Linked DNA regions of Homo sapiens: region 1 is linked to region 2. The links are chromatin loops, found by intact Hi-C in ENCODE. Cell type or tissue: mammary epithelial cell. All regions are shown on one strand. Each heading gives the region's core, and the rest is flanking DNA. Links, peaks and the distances in the headings are about the cores only.

What was found. Hi-C counts contacts between places; a loop is a spot of excess contacts. Peaks named below come from ENCODE experiments on the same cell type or tissue, not always from the same donor. Only the 100,000 strongest peaks of a DNase experiment are listed, where the experiment ranks them.
Region 1: a loop joins it to region 2, with 4 times the contacts of the local background. A loop is called at or near these places in 1 of 110 quality-filtered maps.

The regions. Positions count from the first base shown.
Region 1 is chr11:70,330,188-70,335,559 of GRCh38, forward strand. PPFIA1 (PPFI scaffold protein A1) reads left to right here. Exons shown (of 28, transcript NM_003626.5): 8 at 1-132; 9 at 1,773-1,907; 10 at 3,283-3,366. Among named protein-coding and RNA genes, the nearest start is that of MIR548K, 49 kb to the left of the region's middle. In mammary epithelial cell, for the core only: no CTCF peak of the experiment used is centred there; no DNase peak of the experiment used is centred there.
Region 2 is chr11:70,231,132-70,236,503 of GRCh38, forward strand. No RefSeq gene overlaps it. Among named protein-coding and RNA genes, the nearest start is that of FADD, 31 kb to the left of the region's middle. In mammary epithelial cell, for the core only: no CTCF peak of the experiment used is centred there; a DNase peak (open chromatin) is centred at 2,530; H3K27ac peaks cover 1,368 bases; H3K27me3 peaks cover 100 bases.

The sequences.
Region 1 (5,372 bases), core at 115-5,114, 99 kb after region 2:
GAAGATATGGAAGAGAGAATCACTACTCTTGAAAAACGCTACCTCGCTGCACAGCGTGAAGCCACATCTGTGCATGACCTCAATGATAAACTTGAAAATGAAATTGCAAATAAAGATTCTATGCATCGACAGGTAATGGATTTTATCGACCTTTGTCTGGCTTTAGTTAATTATTAATGAAGTTAAAGACCCTTTTTCTCTCACTTTCATGTTGGAAATCAAGTCCAAATATCAAGTTTTTATGACCTTAGAATATTATGTTCAAGACATGTGGGAGTTCCTTCAGTTTAGAGGTTTTGATTACGTAGGATTTGATTTAACCAATTTTGTCCTCAGTTTTTTCTTTTGTTGTAATTGAAAGTTAATCTATTGCTTGTTAGCATTTTTACCAAAGGAGCAGAGAGTGGCAAAGAACTTCAAGGCAATTGGCTATTTGTAACTAAGTGGGAGCACTATGATACATGAATAGTATGACAAATGAAGTCTTGGTCGGATGCGGTGGCTCATGCCTGTCATTCTAACACTTCGGGAGGCTGAGGTGGGAAGATCGCTTGAGCCCAGGAATGTGAGAACAGCCTGTCTCTACAGAAAATTAATAAATTAGCCGGGCATGGTGGCATGTGCCTTTAGCCCTAGCTACTCAGGAGGCTAAGGAGGGAGGATGACTTGAGCCCTGGAGTTCAAGGCTTCATTGTGCTATGATTGTGCCACTGGACTCCAGCCTGGGCCACAGAACGAGACCCCGTCTCTAAAATAAAAAATGCGGCCAGGCGCGGTGGCTCACACCTGTAATCCCAGCACTTTGGGAGGCCGAGGCAGGTGGATCATGAGGTCAGGCATTTGAGACCAGCCTGACCAACATGGTGAAACTGCGTCTCTACTAAAAATACAAAAATTAGCTGGGCTTGGTGGCGCGCATCTGTAATCCCAGCTGCTACTCAGGAGGCTGAGGCAGGAGAATCGCTTGAACCCAAGAGGCGGAGGTTGCAGTGAGCCGAGATTGTGCCACTGCACTCCAGCCTGGGTGACACAGCTAGACTCCGTCTCAAAAAAAAAAAAAAGGCAGTGAAGTCTGTAGTAAGAAATTGGGTCTCCTGTGGTTTCGTAAACCATACTTATTCTTGTAATTACGAGTATCACTGTATTCCAGCCTGGGTGACAGAGCAAGACTCTGTCTTTAAACAAACAAAAAAAAAGCTTCTTAAAAGTTATTTAGGAAAAGCAAACACTTTGACAAGAGGTGTTTTGCACATTGAAACCAAGACCAGGAAAGTGGGCATGTACTCCTGGCAGCAAGAAAACCTTACCCAGGCCGGGCACAGTGGCGCACACCTGTAATCCCACCACTTTGGGAGGCTGAGGCGGGTGGATCACTTGAGGTTAGGAGTTCAAGACCAGCCTGGCCAACATGCCGAAGTCCTGTCTCTACTAAAAATACAAAAATTAGCCAGACCTGGTGGCACATGCCTGTAATTGCAGCTACTCAGGAGGCTGAGGCAGGAGAATTGCTTGAACTCAGGAGGTGGAGGTTGCAGTGAGCCAAGATTGTGCCACTGCACTCCAGCCTGGGTGACAAAGCGAGACTATGTCTCAAAAACAAAAACAAAAACAAAAACAAAAACAAAAACCTGACCCAGAAGCAACTCCCATCACTGTAGCTCTTCCATCATGACTCTCTTAGTCTGTATCTGCATTTCAGTTTGTTTCAATCTGTTAAAAACTGATCAGCTAGAAGATTTGTTGCATTTTGATGCTTTGCTCTCATTTTATAGACTGAAGATAAAAACCGCCAGTTACAGGAGCGCTTGGAATTGGCAGAGCAAAAGCTGCAACAGACACTGAGGAAGGCAGAGACGCTCCCGGAGGTGGAGGCGGAGCTGGCCCAGAGGGTGGCAGCGCTTTCCAAGGTAGTGCCATGAGCTTCATTCTGGTTCGGCTGCCAGGCCTGTGACTGTGCCTTGCCTGTGTACCTTGTTTGTCACTGTTCTTATTACATCAGCACCTAAATCCGTGGAAGAGCACGGATTTGGTTTGAGTGCTCTTTCATCTGAGATTGGAACACTTTGTAAATGCCAGACATGATCCTTTTATCCCGAAGTCTACCTTGGTTTTGTGAGCTGTATACTATTTGTCCACGGCATGTGTGATCTGAGAGTTACTGCTTCTTAGAATTGTTTTGGTCACCAGCTTAAGCATAGGATAGAAGTCTCTGTAAAAGAAGGGTAGTTTTTCTCAGAAATAGGAAGATGCCGTTCTTTTAAAAACACCATCAAGATAAATTCTTCATAAACACATTTTTAAGTAATTTTATTATTTTGAAATTACTTAAAAATGTATTTTTAAGTAATATTTATTATTTTGAAATTACTTAAAAATGTGTTTTTAAGTAATATTTATTCATTTGTCCAACAACTGTTGACTAGGCATGTGCAAGACACAGTCCCTCCAAGTTCTCCCCATTCATGAGGGAAGCAGCTAAAGAGGCAAATGCTGTCATAGGTCCTGGGATCGGCGAGTACCCAGGGAGCGCATCACCGGGCACAAACCCAGCCTCTGGGGCGTGGGGAGCCCAGCACTGCAGTGCCAGGCAGGCGAGCAGCAGGAGCTGAGGCCCCTGTCTGTCGTCCTGAGTCTTCTTGCTCAAGCTTTTCAAGCTGCTGGGGAGGGCATCCTTCTGGACCATTCAGATGGTTTTAGGGCTCACACACCTGTTCCTTCTAGCAAGTTTGTTGCTAACAGCTGTAAGAACCTATCCTCCCACTCCATGATCTGCTTTTAAAGTCTCGATTTCTTTTCTCCCCTGTTATCTTTCCTGTCCCTTGTCGGCTTTGTAGTCTGACCTTTTGTCTTCTGGGAGCTCTGCTGCTAAGGAAGCTAAACTGTTGGAACTTACTTCCAAGCTTAGGAAGGTAGAATGGGTGCACTGCTCCTTGCTTGTGCTTGCCGCTGCTTTCTGCTTTCCATGCTTACTAACCAGAAGCAGTCCAAGGATGGGAGAATCACGACTCCATTGAGATTGGGCATAGGGGTTGGGGGGAAAACACCCAGTCAGTCGCCAGCAGCAGCCATGCTTCAGAATCACCAACACAAGAGGGCTAGCCACCTCATGGCCCAGCACGTGAAGCCCCGTAGGCTGTGTTGATGGATGAGTACATGCTTTCCATTTAGTATGGCGGAGCAGCCCACGCAGAGCATGTTGTGCCTGTTGCCACTGCAGTGGTATGCAGCATGTCGTTAATGAAGTGTAAGGATGACGTCAGCGTACGCTGTTTCTGCTGACAGGCTGAAGAGAGACACGGCAACATTGAAGAAAGGTTACGACAGATGGAAGCACAGTTGGAGGAGAAGAATCAAGAACTGCAGCGGGTGAGCATGCAGCCCTGAGGGTGGGGGCGCTGAGTGGGTGCTGCAAGGTCATTGCTCGGCTGTGGGGAGCTCAGGGCCTCCCACCCCTGACTGAGATGTTGGTCCTCCAGCTCAGTTCTGGTCGCGTGCATTTGTTTTGCACCCTCATCTGTGAGTCGCCTGCTAATGCGTACATCCCACACAGTAGTTGTTTTCAGTCAGTATTGGGAGCTGCGGAAGAAATTTGAGATCCTAGGCAGTACTTCAGGTGTCCAAAAATGCTTCTTGCTTGTCTAGCGGCCTATCAGGGGAACTGTTCTAGGTAGCTGTGGTACCGGCGTGGCCCCCCTACCCCCTGCAAATGTAGAGGCAGGTCCATTGTCCTGAATGACTAGTCCACTTTTCTAGGATATGGCACTGAATTCCCACATGCAGGTCAGAGGCCTGACCTCTGTCCCAGGTTAAAATACTCCAAACATAATGGCGTGTTGGAATGAATGTTTCTAAGCAAGAGCAACACCGTAATTGAGCTACAATAAAAAGCACTAGGAAGGAGTGTGGCAGTGGAGACTTCTGTCCATTGAATCCTAAGATTGTTTTCCTGAAAGAGTTGGGTGGATGTCAATATGGAACATCCAGGAAAAAGATATAGCAAGAGCAGTCCCAGGGCCAGCTGGTACCAGGCCTGGGGTTTGGGGTAGATTTCTCTTTAACAAGTAGGTGGAGAAAGGAAGCATGCAGCGTCTAATTTTAGAACTCTTGCACCGTCACATCAGCCCACTTTATAACATTAATTTAAGGCTACTAGATTTTGTTTTCACCAGAAATCTGTATTCTTGGCCATGCCCTGCAGAGAATCAAAGGAGCTTCTGGGAAACGACGATTCCGACTCCCAGTGAGAGGGTGCATTTTAGGCAGTCCCCACCTCCCCTTCCAAAATGCACACTCATGCTCACAGACACAACAGTGAACTTTAAGCTGTGTTCTTTAAAAATTATTTAAATGCTGACGGAAAATAAGCACAAAGAAGGATATTGTTTCTTTCCCAAGAGGAAGTATGCGATACTCCGTATGGCACATGATGTGCTGGACCCTTTCAGGTAATGATAGTTGCTACATGTTAGACCTTATGAGAAAAGGAGAGGTCACTACCCATGTTTTCCCAGTGCAGAAATTGGGCGCACGGGGTTCGAATGCACTGCTGATGGCGCGGTCTCATGGCTGTCTCCTCCTGCCTGGGCAGCATGACTCGGGTGCACGTCGTAACCCCGTGCCATTGCCTCCTGCCTGGGAGGAGCCCCCTGAGCACTGCAAGGGCACTTGGGCGATGAGGGCATGGAGGTGCCACCTGGACAGGTGCCACCTACTGACACTTCCTGTCCCTTTCTGCCTGTCATTTGAGAAACAAAGGTTTTAAACCATGAATTTGATTATGGTTTTATAAAATAATAGACATGTCAGTTTTGTTACTACATATTAAAATTACTTAAGGTAATTATTTATAATTTTTGAATGTAAATTTCCATTACGAGAAATTTAAGCAACATAAAGATATAAAGAAAAAATATGAAGGTCTCTCTAGCACAATTTTTTTTTCCAAAACAAACTTTTTAACTTTTTTGCTTTGTAAATTAAGTTCACCCTTCCTCCCCAAATCCAGACCCAAGCTTTTAGTTACACAAGGGGAAATTCCTCTACCAGCGTGGAGACAGGCTCATCCTCTAAATATCTGCTATAAATCTGCTCCTTAAGTCCCTCTGACAGTTAACAACTAGTGACATTCCTGAGGAGTCCTGTGGCAGGAGCAGTGGGACCTTCTAGTTAATGACCTTTCCAAGACTTGTCCCGTGCTCCCTGTGTCCATGAGTTGGTTCTGGTCACCATGCAAAAGTCCACTCAAGATGGCAGTGTGGGGAGCAACTGGGGGAGGGGAGGGCACACATGGGGCTCACCCTGTTGGTCCTTGTGCTTTTAAAATAATGATCGAGGATTTACGTGAGGTTTATAAGACTTTGTTTCTCCTGCTT
Region 2 (5,372 bases), core at 283-5,282:
CCAGGTGACTTCACAGCAGCATGAGAATAGCCATGAAAACTAAAACAAGGCTTGTGGACACTCCAAAAATACTCCACTGAAAGCGCCAGCCAGCATCGAAAATAAACCTGTCTGCTGGCTGCCTGCACAGAGGAGCCAGGGAGGGGCCACTGAGCCACACTTCCGGCCCCACACCCTTTTATTTTGGGAAAATCAAACCCTTCCCACCATGAGCTTGCCTGTGGGAGGGAAGCTGAGGCTGCCGTTGTCCTGTGAGATTTCGCTGGACGATGCTCAGGTGCAGAAGCGAGAGCTGACCCTTCCATTCATTCTTTCGTCCACCCGCAGGCACGTGCGCCTCCCTCTGTGTGCCAAGCGCTGTCCGTGGCATCAGGGCAGATGGAGCAGGGGCCGCCAGACTCGGCTTGAATCTGCTGTGCTGTGGACAGGCCTAGAGAGCTCGGCAGCACTTTCCCTCTAGGAGATGGGAGTGGGCTTATTGTGCTGTGAGGGGGTAAGGAGGCAGGGGAGATCTTGTCTGTGCCAGGCACGTCCTGGGCCCCATGCAGATGACCAGCCTCATTAGTTCGTTATCTGCACTCGCTCATGCAGCCTCACCTCTGTGTGTGGCAGAGGACCCTGGCCTTTAACATTCCTGCCGTCTTACAGCCCCACCTGCTTCAAAGCTTCCGCACGCTTCTTAACCCCTGGACAGACCTGCAACCCCCGCCTGTGGCCTTGGCTCCCACTTCCAAGACCCTGATGAGTTTTGCTGGGAGGGCCTGGTCGCTGCTTTCTTCTCAGAGGAAAGTGGCCCCTTCCCACCTCACTCAGCCTCCTGCTCCCCTGCCCTGGCCCTGGCCGGCTCACTTCTGGAACAAACTCCTTCCTCCCAGCCTTCCCATCTCTGGTCTCTTCCTGATCTGGATCCTTCTCTCTCTCTCTCTCTTTTTTTTTTTTTTTTTTTTGAGATAGGGGCTCACTCTGTTGCCCAGGCTAGAGTACACTGGTGCAATCACAGCTCATGGCATCCCTGACTTTCCAGGCTCCAGTAATCCTTCCATCTCAGCCTCCCAAGTAGCTGGGGCTACAGGCCCGACTAATATTTGTATTTTTGGTAGAGATGGGGTTTTGCCATGTTGCCAAGGTTGGTCTCCAACTCCTGAGCTCACACTTGAGCTCCACCTGCCTTGGCCTCCCAAAGTGCTGGGATTACAGGCATTAGCCACAGTGCCTGGCGACCCAGATCCCTTTCTACCTGGGGCCAGAGATTTCCTCCTAAATAGAAAACCTGACCCCACCCTGGTCTTTGGGCGAGACACCTCTTTTGCTTTTTCGTAGTTCACAGCTCCTTTCCCAAAGCTCAGTGACTCAAGGGTCAGCTTGGCAATTTTTGCCTTAGCCATGTACCCTCTGTCGTTTTTTTGTTTTTTGTTTTGAGACGGAGTCTCAGTCTGTCACTCAGGCTGGAGTGCAATGGCGTGACCTCAGCTCACTGCAACCTCTGCCTCCCGGGTTCCAGCGATTCTCCTGACTCAGCCTCCCGAGTAGTTGGGATTACAGGCACCCACCACCATGCCCGGCTAATTTTTGTATTTTTAGTAGAGATGGGGTTTTGCCATGTTGGTCAGGCTGCTCTCGAGCTCCTGACCTCAGGTGATCCACGCCCCCCTCGGCCTCCCAAAGTGCTGGGATTATAGGCGTGAGCCACCACGCCTGACCTCCCCCTCTCGTTTTATCTACTTAGCTTTTTCTTGAAAGCCTTGTCCTTTTATCTACTTAGCTGTATCTTGAAAGCGACTCTCTTAAAAATTTAAAATTTAAAAATTTTTAATTTTTTGTGTCTCTGTTACAAAAAGAAAACAGTCTATGGCAAAGATTGCTGGTGTCACCCAGTATCTTTTCATCCCTTCTCACTTTACACAAGATCCCCAATTTTTAGCTAAGCAGACAGTCAAGGCTGCATTTCCCAACCTCCCCTGCAGCCAGGTGTGGCCCTTTGACTAAGTTCTGCATATGTGCAGAAATGGAGTGTGGAACTTCCTAAAAACAGCCTTAAAGGAGGGAGAGGATTGTGCCCTTCAGCATCCCTTTATTCCTTCCTTCTGCCTGGAATGCAAGCATGATAGCTGGAGCACAGGCAGCTATATTGGGTCATGAGGAAGCAATGCAGCAGGATAGAAGGATCCTGGGTTCTTAAAGATTACAGAGCCTCCCTGCTAGCCCTAGAAAGCTTACATCAGGGTTGCCTTTGTATGAGAAAAATAAACCCTCATTGAAGTCACTGTGATTTGGAGACTTCAGACACTTACACAAAGCTAACCTTGATTGAAACACAGTATCACTTGGAATAATCAGGAGGTGGCTATGAAAAGGAATGCAATAAAAAAGTGACATTCTGAAACTCGTCATACACTCCACTGCCTTCCAGGCTCTGAAACTGAGGGCTACTCACTTTGTTTAAGAAGACATTAGTCATCACTAGCCCGAGATGAAATCTCACTTTGTTCAGAGGGACTGACCGATTGTTGAAAAGGGAAAGACGTTCTCACCGTGTGACTCAACACTGTTCAGTGCCAAGTTCCTCACCTCACCATTAACTGGAGTCATTGACTGTCTACACCTGCAGGCTGAACGCACCGCCCCAGGATGAAGTGTGAGTCCTCGGCATCCCAGGGAGGTTAGTGTCCTCCTGCGAAGCTCCAGCCTTGGGGAGTGCCTCCACGTCCAGGCTGGAGCCACCTCCCTACTCCCTCTCCCCAGGGCCTGGCACGGTCAGCCATCATGAGTGTCCCAGCTAGAGTCAACCAGCAGATGATGTTTAGTGCCTCTCTGTGCCTTCAGAAATGCTTCCCACCCTCAGGAATTCCAATGCCTGCTTCTCTCTCCTGCTACACTCCTACTCATTGCCCATCTCTGCGTAGATGCCCCAGCGGATCACCGTTCAGTCGACATTTACCAGGCACTCCCTGTTCGGGGGTGAGTGTTGGCTATGGAGTTAGCCGCCAGGAGCCTGCCTCCTGCTGACTGGGCGATCTGGGCAAGTTATTTAGCTTCTCCGCCTCAGTCCTTCCTATCTGTAAAATGGGGATAGGAATGGCACCTTCCTCAAGGGTGTTGGTGAGGGTTAGACCAGTCGATATGCTAAGTGCTTAGAACACATTAACCCCCTGGGACATCTCAGGTGCTGCTGTTGTCTGTCAGGCTAGGAGGCTAAGGGATCTGCTTTCATGGGGGGGATGGAGTGACCTTCTAGAACCTGCTGCAGATAGAGCTTCAGCTTCACCCTCTGTATTAAGCATGCCCCATGGGGGTATGGGTTGGATGGTGGTCGACTTACTTTTTTACTGGCCCTTCTTCCTTATAGCCTGGGGACCTGGGATGTCAGGGAAGCCCATATCCTACTCACCTTTGACTTTTTTTTTTTTTTTTTTTTTTTTTTTTTGCAGTGGGGTCCTGCTCTGTCGCCCAGGCTGGAGTGCAGTGGCGCGATCTCAGCTCACTGCAGCTTTCACCTCCTGGGTTCAAGCGATTCTTCTGCCTCAGCCTCCCAAGTAGCAGGGATTACAAGTGCCTGCCACCACACCCAGCTAATTTTGATGGGTTTTTGTTTGTTTTTGTTTTTTTGAGACAGTCTTGCTCTGCCTCCCAGGCTGGAGTGTAGTGGCGCAATCTCAGCTCACTGCAACCTCTGCCTCCCAGGTTCAAGAGATTCTCCTGCCTCAGCCTCCTGAGTAACTGGGATTACAGGTGCCCGCCACCATGCCCGGCTAATTTTTGTGTTTTTAGTAGAGATGGGATTTCACCATGTTGACCAGGCTGGTCTCGAACTCCTGACCTCTGGTGATCCACTCACCTCGGCCTCCCAAAGTGCTGGAATTACAGGCATGAGCCACCACGCCCAGCTAATTTTTGTATTTTTAGTAGAAACGGGGTTTCACCATGTTGGCCAGGCTGGTCTCAAACTCCTGACCTCAGGCGATCCGCCCACCTCAGCCTCCCAAAGTGCTGGGATTACAGGCATGAGCTACTGTGCCCGGCTGCCTTTGACTTTTATGTACCCACCAGCAGCCTGGGCACACCAGGTACTTAGGAAACAATACTAATAAAGGAATCCCTGTGAGATACAGGCTGGGTGAAGGGACTAAGGCTGAGACGCTAAGGAGGCCCAGCTCCCAGAATAGCAGAATAGTCAGCATACAAGGCCTGGCCTTCCCATCCAAGCCTGGCTGTGTCCCGACTGCTTTCATATGAAACGACTTCAAGGGGCTTTCTTACTGGTATAGACAAAGTCACTGACATGCATTCGTGCATAAGTTCAGGTGCAAAGTGGAGCCCAGACCTTGAAGTCACAGACTGGGGTTAGGTCTAGACTCTCCTATGTATTTGCCAGGTGATCTTGGACAAATGTACTCCAAAGGTACACTCTGAGCCTCATTTTCCTCACCTGAGAAATGGACTGATGTTCCAATGATCTGTTTCTGCATGACAAATCACCCCAAAACTGAGTGGCTTAAAACCCCAGTAAGTCTCTTGTGTCTCAGGGCTTCTGTGGGTCAGGAATTCAGGAAGGGCCCCACTGGGTGGTTCTGCCTGACGCTCCGGTATGGGCTTCCTCCCAACATGACAGCCTGAGGACAGCTAAATTGCCCACTTGGTGGCCTGTGAGTCACAAACTCACCCAGGTTCAAAATCAGGAGAATTAGACTCCAGACTTTTTGTTTTTGTTTTTGAGACAGGGTCTCGCTCTGTTGTCCAGGCTGGACTGCAGTGCTGCCATCTCGGCTTGTTGCAACCTCCACCTCCCCACATCTGGCTAATTTTTGTATTTTTTGGTAGAGACAGGGTTTCACTATGTTGTCCAGGCTGTAAACTCTAGACTTTGATGGGGCAGTGGAAAGGTGGAAAATTGGAAAGGTGGAAAAGTGGAAGAGTATATGGGACAGGAGACACTGCTGCAATAACCTTTTGGGAGATACAGTCTGCCACAGATGATAGCTCTCACGTCCACTGGGAGGGTTACGGATGTAAAGCAACTGGAATATCTTTTTTTTTTTTTTAAGAGATGGAGTCTTACTCTGTCACCCAGCCTGGAGTGCAGTGGCGCAATCCTGGCTCACTGCAGCCTCGATCTCCTGGGGTCAAGCAATCCTCCTTCCTCAGCCTCCCAGATAGCTGGGACTACAGGCTTGAGCCACCACATCTGGTGCCTGGAATATCTTACCTGCCCATAAGGGATCTCTGTGGTGACCACAGCTGTCATTGCAGGTTGGCTGTCCACATCTGTCCCTTCTCTTCCTATCCCTCCTCGGTGCAAGTCGCACCCTGTTTATGGCCCATAGGAATCAGCTCACAGGAGACAGTTGGACAAGCCAAGAATCCATTGGTCCACT